Linked DNA regions of Homo sapiens: all the other regions are linked to region 1. A link is a contact called in ENCODE Hi-C or POLR2A ChIA-PET data. All regions are on one chromosome and are shown on one strand. Each heading gives the region's core, a stretch centred on a gene start or an enhancer-like site at or near the end of the contact. The rest is flanking DNA. Distances are from core to core; before and after follow the strand shown.

Region 1 (2,863 bases), core at 1-2,500:
CTGCCCAAGATTAAATACTACCCCTTCAGAAGATCCTGGAAAAGTCTACCAGTGAAATGAACTGGAATTTTTTGGTTACTGTTCATATGTTTGTTGTGTTTTTCGATGCTCTTTAATGTGTCAGTTGACATTCTCCAAAGATCTAGCTGATGTAAGTGCGTCAAATAAGGCTGAATTACCAGGCAAGGTTTTCTCTGCGCCTCAAAGAAACTGTTAATTGACATGCCTCAGAGAGCGCTTCATGTCAGCCTACCACTCACAGTATAAGCTCGATGTATCTTAACAGGGAAGAGAAACACATCAAAGTGTGACTTACCCACTGTTGGGGACAACTTGATTCGAAAGAGCTTCTTAACTTCTTGCATTGAGAAGCATCCTCTAAGTTCTCATCTAAACACTTCCAGTACTCATCCCGGGCCCCCCAGCAGACCTGTCTTTCCTTCATAGATGGGGCTGCCATTCCTACTGCGATGAAGCTGTTGGCCAAAATAATATTTGAGATTAACAATGAACTTTGTAATCTGAAGAGAAGATAAGGAAAGAGGAAAACCGTCAATCTCCTCTTCCTTTAAAACTAAAAAAAAAAAAAAAAACAAAAACAAAACAAAACCATGCTTAGGGATTTTGATGAGGCAACTGAACCCAATCAGTTCTCAGTGGCAGCATAAGGCCACCCGCTCTTGAGGCTTATCTCACACTGTGTGATTTGATCCCTGCTGGGGCGGCAGCGTGGGCTCAGAAAGCCCGGCTGAGAACTGTGGTTCTGTCCCAGTCGCTTAGGGCAGCTCATTTATTCTCTCCGAGCCCGTTTCCCACCAGTAAAGCGGGGACAGCAGTGCCTAGTTTACAGGGTTACTGTTCGAACCTAAGCGCTGTAGAAACAGGTGTGTGGGGGCCACAATCACCAAGCAGGCGATTGGAGTGCCACCCCGTTTTGCACAAGAGGAACCCGCGGCTCGGGGACAGTAAGGGACCTCCCGGGCCCATAGTCCACGCGCGCCCCACCCGGACCCATCAGCAAGCCGACCTCTCTGCCCGCCCACGTCCGGCTTCCTTTCGATGTCGACGGGAGGAAACTGTCACGCAGGCCACCAACCGGCGGTGGAGGGCGCGGTGCCGAGTCCTGCCACTGCAGGGTCGCCCCGCTGGCTCAAGCTCTAGAAGCGTAGACCTCCCCAGCCGCAAAAAGCAACTCACGCGGCGAAACCGCGGACTCTTTTGACCCTTCCGAGCTACCATTTACTTTCCATAGAGGGGCGGGACTTCCTGTTTCGCTTTTATCTGTAAGACCGACTTCCGGCCTTCAAGGGCAAGAGGGGTATATACGTATATATCATCGCACGGTGTGTCCCGGAAGGCTTGATATGCTAGTCCCGCGGGACAAGGCGAGCCGAGGAGTTTGTGTGGAAGTTTGCATCTGAGAGTGCGAGAGCTGGACGGAGTGTTACAGAGCCGCGATGCCTTCTCGTTTTGTTTTGTTTTGTTTTTGATACAGTGTCTCGCTCTTCCGCCCAGTCTCGAGTGCAGTGGTGAGAACACGGCTTACTGCAGCCTCAAAATCCTGGACCCAAAAGATCCTCCCACCTCAGCCTGCCTCCCAGGTAGCTGGGACTACAGGCGCACAACACCATCGCTTCTTGGATTAAAAGAAAAGGATGAAACGGGCCCCAGAAAGAGGCGGTGACGTCCCAGAACCCATGGCAGGGGAGTTGGGAAAATAAATATTTGTATTGTTTTAATCTCCCTTGTGGCTTTTTTTAACCCCCGAAACAGCAAGGTATTTTTAAAAGGGATGAAGAGAGTTGCTTCAAATGTTTTGAGACGTTGTTATTTTTAATATGTGAGTGAATATCTTAGAAACAAAATGAACAAGAAATAAAAATTTTAGAAAATATATGAGTTAATCTCTCAGCAGAGTCTTTATTAAAAAGCATGTTTATGGTCAGTCATCTGGCACCCCGTTCTCTTAATAGATCCCATCTGCTCCATCATCTAGTTCTAAAACATTTATATAAGATGCAATTTACAATTTTGCACTCAGTGCAGTTTGATCCATTCCAAATTCAATATATGCAGACTTTTCCGGGTGGCGATGTGAGGCTACGTACCACCAAATATGTGTTCTGCAATATAGAAAGTATTTCCCCCATAGTTAATGCACTCTCATAGTGGAGTTACTTTAGCTTTACCAGAGCCACCCCCTTCTTTTACATCATGTCTATTGACGTCAGTTTACATATAGATATCTTTTAAATATGACTGATGGGATATAAAAGGAATGAAAGGAAAGAGTCTTAGATGACTTCTGAGTCTAAAAAGGAAATGTGTTTTAAATTTAAAATTTATAAGTACCTAATGAAAAATACATATGAAACAAAGTGAAGTGACAGAATTACAAAGAAAAAAAATGCCTGGTCATATTGGGTAATTTTAACAGGACTTTCTCACTAATCGTTAAGACTAGCAAGAGAAAAGTTAAGGATATAGGAAACGTGAATAACATGATGTAAAAATGACGCAATTAATATGTACAGAACAACACGACCAAAATCAGAATGTACAGTTTTTTGAAAGCAGACACATCACCACAGTCAACCACATACTTAGTTATAAAGCAACTCAAGAAATTTTGAAAATTGAAATAATTGTCATTTTTTACTACAGTGCATTTAAGATAGAAATCAATAAAGAACTGTAAAAACAAGCCTGAATAACACAGAGACAGAGTCAATGGTATTGAGAAAATATTTTGAACTGAACCATAAAATAACAATAGCAACACCTGTGGGATGAAACTGAAGCAGCACTTACAGGGACATTTATAGCCATAAGTAAGTGTATTAGAAGAGTCTGAAAAGTCTTG
Region 2 (2,863 bases), core at 268-2,767, 2.8 Mb after region 1:
TCATGTGGACAGGAACAGAGAGCTGGTTGCAGGCAAAAGGCCTAAACTATCAACAGCTGTAGATCCTTCAGCCCCAATCAAGGCTTCAGGTGATTGCAAATAGGAATCAACCAGCTAAGCCCTTCCCAGATTCCTTAATCACAGAAACGTAAGGTACAGGATAGTGGATAGACAGGGACAAAAGGAAGAGGATTTTGTTTTGTGTTTGTTTTGAATTGAGGAATAACTTGTCCAAGTTAATATGCTGAGAAAAGGGGACTGTGAAAATATGTGTATATAGATATGCGAGATTCACTAATAGATACAAGCTCCCACTCTGTGCTAAGTGTTACAGTTAAAACAAAGATACCGTCCCTGTCTTCAAGTCTAGTAGAGGAAACAAATACACACTAAATGAAAATATATTTTAGCATATAACAGATGAGTAAATATTATCAGGTACACAATTCTTGAGTATGTGACATGTCAAATATTAATTAATGTTTACTGTTTCTTGTGTTTAAGTCATGTTTACCTGATTACTAATATTTCTCTTAATGGGACATAAAAGTGAAGGCCTTTGTAATCCAGACTTTTAGGGTACATCTAGCGCCATCACAAAACCTCCAGCTAAAGTTTCACATTAAATTCTTAGGGACTGTTTTCTTGCGCATAACCATGGCTAAATAATTTTGTTCTCTCCCCTTCTTCAACTTACATTGCAGAGAACTTACATTTAAAGGCCAACATCACGGGTGAAGATGAATTAACATCCTTCCCTTCTCTTCTTTGGTTATGTGGGAAATTGTCATGCTTCCTTTTCCTGAACCCTCCTGATCCTTATATAGAGAAGAAAAAAAGAGAGGGATCTTCCATCACCAAGAGTTTGCAAAACACAACATAGACAAACCTACTCCTTGCTTTAAAACCAGATACCCACAGGGCCCTCGCCTTAGAGGCTTTCTCCGCAGACTGACAGAGACGCTGCCCAGGCCTTTCCAAGCAAATCATCCAAGTTTCCACCAACTGGTGCTATGATCTGGCATTACAGCAATTACTGAACTAGGATAAAATCACACCTCAAAAATTTAAGAAAAAAGGAGGTGTAAACAGGGCCGATCTGGCCGGGGAGAGAAACAGAGGGGCCGCCCCCGAGTCTACAAGGGACGAAGGCATCCTTCAAGGGTGAAAAGGGGAAAACTGCATAGAAAGACTGGAGAACCTCCCCCTCCGGATAAATAACGCCCCGTGTTGTTAAGGACGCCACCTTCTTTGTTGCTCATGTCGTCACAGCCTACGGTGAGACGAGCGGAGACTGAAGGACCTGGAGCAAGAGGAGTGCGCGAGGTACAGGCCGAGGGAACCTGGGAAAACAGCCTGCAGAAAAACGCTTTGCAGCCGGGCCGACTACAACGCAGTGGCCGGAAGTCTCCTCTCACGTACTTCCGGCCTGCGTCCGGAGGGGAGGGGAGGCCGTCGCCGCTGGCTCCGCCCACCGCGTGGTCCAAGGACCACCACCCGCCACCGCCGCGCGAGCGTACTATTGCGGCCGCCCTCTGCTGCGCCTGAAGAGAGAGGCGACTCTACAAGCCTCACAGCATGCACTGTTACTAAAAAGACGATGCGTCCTCCTGGACCTGAGATCTGTGTGATCGTGGGAAAGCGACGAAAAACGTACGTAATTTTTTTCTGAAGGCACCTTCGGGACACCTTACCCTTCCCTCAGGGGGGCCCAGCTTCGCGCGCGGTGCTGTGGGGGTTGTAGTTCCTCCGCCGGAGCGGGACCTCCGGTGCCCCGGGCCAGGGATGTGAGAAAGAAGCGAGCCCTCGAGTTTCCTCGGGGCATGTGGGAAGGTTTTTTTCAGGATCCAGGCAGAACCTTACAGAGCTGGGAGTTTTTTAACTTTCCATTCCTGGCAGTGACGCCAGGAGCTTTAAGTGATGGAAATATGCGAGTCAATCAGTGGATGGTGTTAGTACTGTTTTCTCTTATGAAGATCAAGCCTGCCCTTCGGGTCTACTTCCACCTTTTCCCCCTGCCCGTCTCCCACCGTCTCCCTCCTCTCCACTGGCTCTCAGAAGCCGGACAGCCTGTGTTCAACTTGCCTCCACGGAGTGGTTGTGTGACCTTGATGAAGCACGCAACTTCTCTGCCTCAGTTTCCTTATCTGTAACATAGGGATAGAATAGTACCCGCCTTGTAGGGTTATTTGAGGATGAAAGGAGTTAAGTCTCGTGAAAACGCTCTTTCACATATAACTGCTCAATTAAATATTAAATACCATACTCCTCTCCCACCAGGGCTCTCCCAAACAAAATGATAGACAGGTGAGTAATAGCAGCTGTGTTCCACTAAACTGTGGGCATTTCATTATGAGCAGGTGCTGCCACCATATCTAGACTTTGTGCCGCCCCTTAGCCCCAGTGCTTCTCAGCGCTGTGATCCGGTCCCATGTAAGCTTCCGTCAATGTTTGTTGAAGAATCATGTTCCTGGTGTCAGAATAGGTAACTAGATGGCAATTCAGCACCGTCTAGAGAGAAACTCAGGCCAAGGCTTCATAACTGGGGTGCCCTAGGCCTAGTACAGAAAACACAAGTACATTTTAAGCTTTCTCTAAATAACCTCTCTATTGTGGTCATGTGTTGAACACACAGTCTTTTCTCCTTGTTAATTTAGGAACAAAGGAACAGTAAATGGAGTAACTTGGCTAGAATATGGCAGTAACTACAAGGCATGTTCTGCTCTGGCACGAAGGTAACCACCACTCATACCTCTCCAGCCCTGTGAATACGTCAATTGACTAAGCAGATTCCTTGAGGATAAAGTAGGCTCCTGGGGACCTTGCTTGTTGGGCTACTTGCTTTGTGGATGTTAAACAGATA
Region 3 (2,863 bases), core at 248-2,747, 2.4 Mb before region 1:
TATTAAATATAAATAAGATGTAACCTCATTACATCTTATTTAATATATTAAATAACATATAAACCTCTCATAGGGAGGTTTATATCTTATTTAATAACAGCAGTGATGTGTTTCTCAGCCACAGTTCCACTAGTTTCAAGAACAATTATATCAGTCCCGTTATCAGAACCCAAGAATCAAGAGAGTCACCGGTTAACCTCTGATAAATTTCCTTGTGCGTTACGAATTTAGTATTCCCCCTCTTCCTGAAGCTAAACATCCCCACTATGTGATAGGATATTTACTGTTTTGTACTTATCACTAATTCTCGTTTCTACATCTCCTCACCCGTTTTTACGGGTGTATTTGTCCTCAAATTATAATCAGGCATGACCTTAGAGATCTAGAGCTCGTTATAAAGCTAACATTACGTTCAGTTCTCGTGCTAAACTAGCTTTTTCTCACTGTTGATCCCAGGGCCACCAACATCAGAATCGCTTGAAATTACTACCTCCCATTTCGGTATCTGGAGGTGGGGTCTGCTCATCTATTTTAACATAGTGAGTCTATGCATATTGCAGTTTTGCAGCAGCGTGCGTAGAAGCAGAAAATAAAAAGTTCCATGTAGTAGTTTTAAATAGTTCTCTGAGTTTCCTCGTCTGTCTCTCCGCGCCTGAACTTTCTTTCGCAGTAGGTGCGCAATACATATTTACGAATAAGCGTCACACCATGCAAAAAAAAAAACTTCCAGAGGGCCCAGCTGGTTTATGCTGCGTGGAACTGGAAAGTTTAGTTACTGTGACGTTAAGAATGTGTTTCGGGGGCGAGGGGAGGACGCTTTTTGCAGGTTTTGATGGCTTGCCTGGGGAGAAAGAGGTGAAGGTCGGACAAAGAGTGGAGCAAAACACGTAGCCCTCCGGGCTCCTGCGCTAAGTTCTAAAGGTGCCGCCCACACGCGGGGAAACACCGCCGGGCGTCTCCCGCCGCAGAAGGGAATCGCCCCAGGGATTAGGAGGCCACAGCACGAGTTAAGAAACACAACCCAACCACGCAGACGGGGTCGCAGCGTTACCGGGTTGCGACAGGTCTTGGAGCGCGGGTGACATGTTGTCGAGTCTCCTCCTTGCGCAGAGGGCGCGGCAGAGAAGACGTGCTCTCCACAGGTGACGACGGCCAAGGGCCACGCCAGCCAGCGCCAGGCGAGCCTGCCACACAAGGCCCGGGTCTTTTGACGCCTCCCGTTGGCTCGCGTCGCGGGGGGACTGCGGACCCCGAAAGCCCGCAGCGCCCTAGGGCCTCTCTCGGGGCTGGGCGCGGCAACTGCTGGAGCACGTGCTTTCTTCCCGGGTACCCGGCCAGTCCTTGGTGTCGGCCTAGCAGCCAGACACGCGCGGCCAGAGGCGGAGTCGCGGGACGGCACGGAAAAGGACCCAAGAGAAAACCGGCAGAGGAGGACGACGTGACATCCGGCTCTGAGCCCCGCAGACATTTAGAACCTTTCAGAGCGCGGTTAGTTCTGCGCTCAATCTATCCTCGGCGTGGGAGGTCCCGCCCCTTCCGGCCTGTGATTGGTCTGCCCGAGCTCCTCGCAGCCGCATTGGCTGTCAATATCAACCAATCACCTGCTGTTTAGCCCCGGGGCTCTCTGGGAGATGTAGTCCCGCTCCCCAGTTTCCCGCGGGAGCTTTTCGCGTCTCTGTGTGCCCAGGATCCGGAAGTGTAAGCCTAAGTGGCCCCTCTAAGGAAAAGTCACAGCGCCAAGTTCGTGCTGATCTCGACACGCTGTGTGGTGTCGAGCCTGAAATTTTAGTTCCGTTTTGCTGTTGACTTGCGCTGGGCAAGACAGTTAACCTCTCAGTCTCCACACTCTACAAACAAGAATGATAGGATGGTAGTAATTAGAATTTTTTAGGGTTGTAGTAGGCGTTAAATGAGATCGTTTGACCGCGCTATGAAAACTCTGAATTACCATATGGGGGTGTTAATTGTAACTTATTGACAGTAAACATATATTGAGCACCTACTATGTGTCAGGCATTGGGGCACACACTTGGAATGCAAAATCAGACAAGCTACATCGCACCCTCACGTCCTTGGAGGAGGAACTCACAACCTAGTTAGATTAATAATTGAACAGGGAAAAAAGAACCACATACATTTTAAAAGAGCTAGAGTATTCAAAGGGGCCAGGGAAAGGTTTCAAAGAAGAATCTGGGTCCTGAAGGAAGAGTGGTACCAGGTAAGGTTGTTCCAGTCAGGAGAAGCTCCCTGTGTACAACACAGCACTTTAGGGAATTCTAAAATAAAGGGCAGCTCTGTAAGGCCGAGCATGGTAGATGTGAGAAAAAGCAAATTCATCTAGAAAAATCTCTGTAAGGCTGAGCATGGTAGATGTAAGGAAAAGCAAATGCATCCAGAAAAATAAAAACTATAACCAAATTATGACATTTACTAAGCTTTAAAAAAGGCACAAATTTGCATGCCATTCTCATTTTATTGTATGTAATTATACCTCAATTTTGAAGATTTGAAAAATTATTATAATGCGTATCACATTCTTACCAAGACCATCTTACCAAAGATGGTCTTACTTGGAAGGTGGGGGGAATGGAGTAGGTGAGAGAGAATGCAACAAAGAAGGGAGGGAGGAATGAGATGGCCCTAAATAGCCAAAAATCTTAAGATTATAAGGGCTAGGGTGAGAGTAGGTGAGGGATAAACGACTACACATTGGGTGCAGTGTCCACTGCCTAGGTGATGGGTGCACCAAACTCTCAAATCACCACTAAAGAACTTATTCATGTAACCAAACACCACCTGCTCCCCAAAAACCTATTGAAATAAATAAGTTAAAAAAAAAGAAGAAGAAAAGGAGGAAAGAAAA
Region 4 (2,863 bases), core at 197-2,696, 2.2 Mb before region 1:
ACATGAAAAGAAGATTATTAACAGTCAGTAGAAATACTAATAACTGAAGAAAATATTTGGTTGTTTTAAATGCTTTTAAAGCAAACCAACAACAAAAGATTCTGTTTGTAAATGGGAGAGAATCTGCATGAGGTATAGACAACCAGGGCCTCCAAATTTGTAGCTGTGTTTCTGACATTCTCCAGGGAAGACGGTTACAGAAAGACTTGACCCCCTGGCCCCGCAGAGCTCTTCAGAGAAATTAATGCATCCAGAAAAGACAGAGCATCAGATCTCACTCCTTCGTCTGGAAGACGTCAGTTCATCCTAGTTCTAGCGCATACCGGTGTTTTGGAAACAGATTAGCTATATTCATACATAAGGATACTCTTCCGCAACACTATCTGTAGTGAGGCCAAGACCAGTGGTTGCGGGAATCTTCGCAAACAGGCAAGAGACAATTTTTAGGGGCGATGGAAACTGTCATTTTGACTGGGGAGGTCATTACACCTATACATGCATTTGCTAAAAGTCATCAAACTCTTCCACTGACGTGGGTGTAACCATTGTTTGTAAATTATACCTCAACAGGATTCGATTAATTTATTTATTGAGACAGTCTCGCTCTGTGGAGTGCAGTGGTGCAATCTTGGCCCACTGCAACCTCCGACTCCCGGGTTCCAGCGATTCTTCTGTCTCAGCTTTCCTAGTAGCTGGGATTACAGGCGCCCGCCACCACGTCCGGCTAATTCTTTTATTTTTAGTAGAGACGGGGTTTCGCTATGTTGGCCAGGCTGGTCCCGAACTCCTGACCTCAGGTGATCAGCTCGCCTGAGCTTCCCAAAGTGCTCGGATTACAGGCCGCGCCTGACTATGATTCGTTTTGAAAGAAAAAAATATATGCCATTTACCCCTCGGGAATGGAAACATAGAGGAGTGACAAGATCTCCCCCAAGCTCTGGGGCGGTGGAGTCCAGCATTTATAGATCGGTTTGCACTAGGAGCAGAAGCTCCTTTCACGACAATCTCGGCCTCTTCCCACTTTGTAGAGTGAGTAACAAGCTCGGAGAGATGAAATAATTTGGTGGCGTTAACCCGGCCGACAGGCGCCAGCGCCAGGATTTGAACCCAAACCACGTGACTTCACAACCCATAGCTTTCAACACTACGCGGTGCTGCTGGCACCTAGTAAAGGCTGGATCACTACTGAATGAATGATTCTGGCTACGGATCCTTAAAGCCCACAGAAGGCCCATCCAGAGACCGAAAGCTTCAGACACAAGCCGCAGAGCAGACCGCTAAACCGGAGCTACAGAGGCGAAGCTCAGACTTGAGCCTGAGTCCGGCGGGCTGAGGGGCGGGCTTTCGTCTCGGGAGGCGGAGCTGTCTCGTCGCATTCCCGGCAAGCTTGAACCTCTTCACTTGCCGTAGCGCCTGCAGCAGGAAGTTGCTCTACAGCATGCCTTAGGTTTCCGGGTGAGGGTTGGGCTCCTTGGTACCATGTGGGAAGCGCTGTGAAGAGTTGTTGCCTTCCAAGATATACCCAAATTCCCAGTTCCAGGTAAGCGGCACAGAGCCGCTTGATGTGGCTGCGGATGGGGGCGGCATATCGAGGGAGGGTAAGAGTTTTCCGGATATCTGCGGAATCAGGGTTGAAGGAAAGCCTTGGCGCGGTCGCCGCTACTGTAATTAGTTGTTAACGCTGCTGCCATCGTCTTTGCATCTCCGGGGTCCACAAATCTCAGGACACCCGCGTTGTGTGTCCATGACGGTGCTGAGTGCAGAAGAGAATTGTTTGTTTACGAGGCGCCTTATAATTTCGTAGAAACTTATCAAAGTGCTTACGTTTTTTTAGCCCGTGTCATTAAAACTCCGCTGGCGTGAAAGATGACGTCCTTAGCCCAGCAGCTGCAACGACTCGCCCTCCCTCAAAGTGATGCCAGCCTCTTATCTAGAGATGAAGTTGCTTCTTTGTTATTTGACCCTAAGGAAGCGGCCACAATCGACAGGGACACCGCCTTCGCCATTGGTGAGCCATCTTTTAACTTAGAAAAGCTCTTGGAAGCGTTTGTTTTCTGGATGTTACTGTTTTTTTTTTTTCCCCTTGTTTTCTCTTCTGTCCCGTCCTCTTCCTTAGCAGTTTCTAGCATGTTGATGTATATTTTTAAGGGAAAGAGAACATAACAGTCAGGTGCTTGGTGCTTGAAATGTTTATGAGTAGAGGTATCTGGATTTCACAGATGAAGAAACAAAATTAGAGAGGTCAACTAATATGTCAAAGAGAAGAACAGCTAAAAGGGGGATGGAGGCAGTGACTGGGGTGACGGAGAAGTCCTCTCAGAGGACTGGCCTAGTTATTGTAGGGGATATCCAAAAAAAAAAAAAAAAAAGTGTTCCCTGCCACGAAGTACTTTCTGTTCTAGTAGATGAGATAGGATTTACTCTAAAAGTTGAAAACTAGAAATCAGTGTTTGGGACTGTATTATAAATTATATGTACTTAAAGAATTCAGAAACTTCTTAGGGGTAAGTAAAACTGTAAAAGAGGGGTGGGATGAATTTGCTTACGAAGAATTGTTAAATAAACTGGCCTTTTTTGAAATTTAGGATGTACTGGCCTGGAAGAGTTGCTTGGAATTGATCCTTCCTTTGAGCAGTTTGAAGCACCGTTGTTCAGTCAGCTAGCAAAAACCTTGGAGCGAAGTGTTCAGACCAAAGCAGTAAACAAACAGTTGGATGAAAACATTTCATTATTCCTTATTCACTTGTCGCCTTACTTCCTGCTTAAGCCAGCACAGAAGTGTCTGGAGTGGTTGATTCACAGGTAGCTAATAGAATTACAGAAATAACTATGGGTTAATCACTTTGGTCTTGTAAAAAATTAA
Region 5 (2,863 bases), core at 265-2,764, 2.2 Mb before region 1:
ATTTTAGGCAAGTTTCATTTAAAGGTTACCTGGATTGAAACTGAGGCACTGGCCCTGTGTAAAGTAAAAATAGAGGAAAAGAAAAGTAAGCATGTAGCATTTTTCTTCATATCCTATTTTAAAATTTAAATTATATATTATGTTACTGATATTTACCAAATAATAGAATATTATTACAATCAACGATCTGCCTCCCATTCTTACCAGTGTGCTCATATACTAAATAATTTTGGATTGTGAGTGTAGGAAATATTGACTTAAAAAATACATCAGTAGAAAATTTCTAACATGGAATTTATTATTAAAAATACTAAAATAGGCCAGGCATGGTGGCTCACACCTGTAATCCCAGCACTTTGGGAGGCCAAGGCGGGTGGATCACCTGAGGTTCAGGAGTTAGAGACCAGCCTGACCAATATGGTGAAATCCCATCCCTACTAAAAATACAAAAATTAGCCAGACGTAGTGGCATGCACCTGTAGTCCCAGCTACTCAGGAGGCTGAGACAGGAGAATTGCTTGAACCTGGGAGACGGAGGTTGAAGTGAGCCGAGATTGTGCCACTGCACTCCAGCCTGGGCAACAGAACGAGACTCCATCTCAAAAAAAAAAAAAAATTTAATTAATTAATGGTAAATACTAATCAAACAGTCCCGTACAATTACCAGAGGTATTCATTTAGATTTTCATTTCCATAAAATGAGAATTACAGTATTCACATCATTGGTTTGTTCTGAGGATTGAGTTAATAAAACAGCGAAAGAGTAAGCGCTATGTTAGCTATTATTATTGTGAATAGAAAGAATTGCTCTTCCTCCTCCAATTTAAACAAATCAAAGTAGGGAAAAATCCAATACTTTTAATACTATTAAGATACGGTTTTCTCTGTTGCTTAAAAAAATAATAATCACAGGGCAGGGGAGTGTTGGAAAGCATCAGCCACATTTTTTAAGATAAAAGCACTCATGGACACTACACTACATTTAATAGCTCCAGGAAAAACTCGACTTTAAGCAGAACTAAAGGGGAAATGAAACCAGAGCTTCCTGTATTTTACTTCCAGCAATTCTGTCATTATACTGCACACCAACAATACACACCGATCAAATCTATCACTTTTTCTTTATTAAGAAAAAAAACTGTATCCCTCTTGGTTTACCACCTAAATATAGCCCCATGTCATTAACTTAATTCGTTAGTCAAAACCTCAAAACTCTGGCTCCGTGACTCAATTCAGGAAGTAAGAACAAGAGCAAAAAGAATGGATGCCGAGTTGCCATACACATGTATAATAACAAGCCAGTGACCCAATTTAAGCCATCTGCTTGCATTAAATCACGCAACCCCCGAAGTATCCCCAGGGACAGGTCCCGCCAGCATGAACACTTCGTATGCATCACAAGCAGCCATCACTTAAGTTTCACGTACGGTCAAAGGAAGTCACATGACTTGCGCTTTGCAATGTTTAACACTGCAGTCAAATGACTCGGCATCCTAAAGAGCGTGTTAGAGGCAGGGAACGCAATGGAGGTCACTCCACTGTCACTACAAATTCCGGGAAGGAAACTTCCCCAGATTCCTCCACTTGGAGGTGGCGCTCGGCCTCAGGCTAGGAGGGAACAGGTGAGAAAGCAGCCCAGGTGGGGTGGGTTTGCAGCGAGGAGACACCCCAGGGCAAACAGCCTGACCCCAGCCAGGGATGTCCAAGAAAGGCCGCGACTCCTGATAATCCCTTATGCCCCGGAGCGCCTCGCCTGCAGAGGCAGCGTCCCCGCCACCCAGCCCCGGCTCTGCCGCGGTGAGGACCGGCGGGTCGGGGTGGACTGGACACTGTCCCACCCATCAAATGGTGATTTAGGAGCCGTGACATCCGAATGCCATCCTCCACTGGCGAGACCCTCAGAGCAGCCACGCCTCTAGCGACTGCCCCGCCACCCGAGGCCGGGGGTCGCGCGACTCACCCAAAGACTGGTGTTTCAGGCGCTCCACGGAGCAGGTTGTTTGTCAGCAGCTAAGTGCCGTCAGGGTTCCCGGCTCTGGCGTCCGTGGGCGGCTACGGGAAGCGACAGGAGTCAGTCCTCGTTCACTTCCCGGCTCGCGCGCCTCACTGCTGTGGTCTCCCCACCCTCCCCGCGCCCCGCCTTCTGTGTCTGGGGCGTCCCTGGCGGCTCTGCTGGGTTTTGGACAGGGACCCGCCGCTGATCGCCACCCAGCTCGGCCTCCTGCACAGCCTCTGGAGCCTTGGACCGCGACTGGCTTGCTGTGGGACGAGCACAGAGGGATAAGGACAAAGAATGTGTCCTGGGTGGATCTGGCTGCCTTTGCCCGGAAGGCGGAGTGGGGTGGGAGGTGGTAGGAAAATGGGAAGGAAAGAAAAGAAAGGTGGGCCGACGTCCACCTGGCTGTTCCAGGCCTCCAGGTCTAGGAGGGAGGGCGCTCGGGGCTGGGACTTTTCAGGACCAGGGTGGTCACCGCACAGGCCCCGCCTGCCTGGACCAAGCGCTGGCCTTCCCGGGGCGCCCAGGTCCACGGGGTCAACGCCAGGGTTTTCTCAGCTTCCTCGTCTGCCTCGGATCCAAGTCCAGACAGTGCCAGAAGAGACTTGGAGGCGCTGCTTTTTGACAGTACACACCTCTGTATGCAGGTGAAACGGTGGGGGAAGGGTTCAGTACGCTGGACTGTGCCCAGCCCAAGCTCCCCATCCGTTAGTGATAACTTGGACTCGCAGCCACTCCGCGTCACTCGCCAGTTATCCTGCGTGTGGGTGTTTTCTCCAAATTGGACACTTAGGGAACAGTTTAAGCAGTATGGAGCACAATTCTGTGCCTATTAGATGCTCTTAAATACCCGACTTCTCAGGGCCC

The links. A loop is a pair of places that touch in the nucleus more often than their neighbours do. ChIA-PET counts read pairs that join two places held with the same protein, here RNA polymerase II (POLR2A). Pooled maps may share reads with other maps.
Region 2: a loop to region 1 is called in a map of CD8-positive, alpha-beta T cell, with 11 times the contacts of the local background. The contact joins the promoter of TSNAX-DT here to the promoter of COA6 in region 1. A Hi-C loop is called at or near these places in 2 of 168 maps with a recorded cell type or tissue (CD8-positive, alpha-beta T cell and gastrocnemius medialis), 1 of 37 single-sample maps with no recorded cell type and 11 of 50 pooled maps.
Region 3: a map of B cell shows a loop between it and region 1 (25-fold over the local background). The contact joins the promoter of MTR here to the promoter of COA6 in region 1. A Hi-C loop is called at or near these places in 8 of 168 maps with a recorded cell type or tissue (B cell, CD4-positive, alpha-beta T cell, CD4-positive, alpha-beta memory T cell and 4 more), 3 of 37 single-sample maps with no recorded cell type and 16 of 50 pooled maps. POLR2A ChIA-PET finds 5 or more read pairs at or near these places in 2 of 52 experiments (CD4-positive, alpha-beta memory T cell and CD8-positive, alpha-beta memory T cell).
Region 4: a pooled map shows a loop between it and region 1 (15-fold over the local background). The contact joins the promoter of HEATR1 here to the promoter of COA6 in region 1. A Hi-C loop is called at or near these places in 9 of 50 pooled maps. POLR2A ChIA-PET finds 5 or more read pairs at or near these places in 2 of 52 experiments (A549 and HEK293).
Region 5: a map of B cell shows a loop between it and region 1 (8-fold over the local background). The contact joins the promoter of LGALS8-AS1 here to the promoter of COA6 in region 1. A Hi-C loop is called at or near these places in 2 of 168 maps with a recorded cell type or tissue (B cell and naive thymus-derived CD4-positive, alpha-beta T cell) and 7 of 50 pooled maps.

The regions. Positions count from the first base shown.
Region 1 is chr1:234,371,843-234,374,705 of GRCh38, reverse strand. It overlaps COA6 (cytochrome c oxidase assembly factor 6), which reads right to left and starts at 1,250. Exons shown (of 3, transcript NM_001206641.3): 1 at 1,028-1,250; 2 at 317-476. The coding sequence starts at 1,239. COA6-AS1 (COA6 antisense RNA 1) reads left to right here and starts at 1,113. Exons shown (of 2, transcript NR_125961.1): 1 at 1,113-1,283; 2 at 1,496-1,899. RefSeq lists enhancers at 867-1,416, 1,238-2,062.
Region 2 is chr1:231,527,210-231,530,072 of GRCh38, reverse strand. TSNAX-DT (TSNAX divergent transcript) reads left to right here and starts at 1,517. Exons shown (of 3, transcript NR_173106.1): 1 at 1,517-1,653; 2 at 2,658-2,735. TSNAX (translin associated factor X) reads right to left here and starts at 1,404. Exons shown (of 6, transcript NM_005999.3): 1 at 1,247-1,404; 2 at 714-818. The coding sequence starts at 1,262. TSNAX-DISC1 (TSNAX-DISC1 readthrough (NMD candidate)) reads right to left here and starts at 1,420. Exons shown (of 16, transcript NR_028393.1): 1 at 1,247-1,420; 2 at 714-818. RefSeq lists enhancers at 648-1,847, 1,316-2,137.
Region 3 is chr1:236,793,926-236,796,788 of GRCh38, reverse strand. It overlaps MTR (5-methyltetrahydrofolate-homocysteine methyltransferase), which reads right to left and starts at 1,497. Exons shown (of 33, transcript NM_000254.3): 1 at 1,052-1,497. The coding sequence starts at 1,085. RefSeq lists enhancers at 892-1,081, 1,182-1,471.
Region 4 is chr1:236,603,099-236,605,961 of GRCh38, reverse strand. It overlaps HEATR1 (HEAT repeat containing 1), which reads left to right and starts at 1,446. Exons shown (of 45, transcript NM_018072.6): 1 at 1,446-1,540; 2 at 1,835-2,008; 3 at 2,586-2,802. The coding sequence starts at 1,867. RefSeq lists an enhancer at 1,246-1,505.
Region 5 is chr1:236,523,159-236,526,021 of GRCh38, reverse strand. LGALS8-AS1 (LGALS8 antisense RNA 1) reads left to right here and starts at 1,514. Exons shown (of 1, transcript NR_034040.1): 1 at 1,514-2,863. It overlaps LGALS8 (galectin 8), which reads right to left and starts at 2,040. Exons shown (of 10, transcript NM_201544.4): 1 at 1,961-2,040; 2 at 1-54. RefSeq lists a silencer at 1,698-1,747.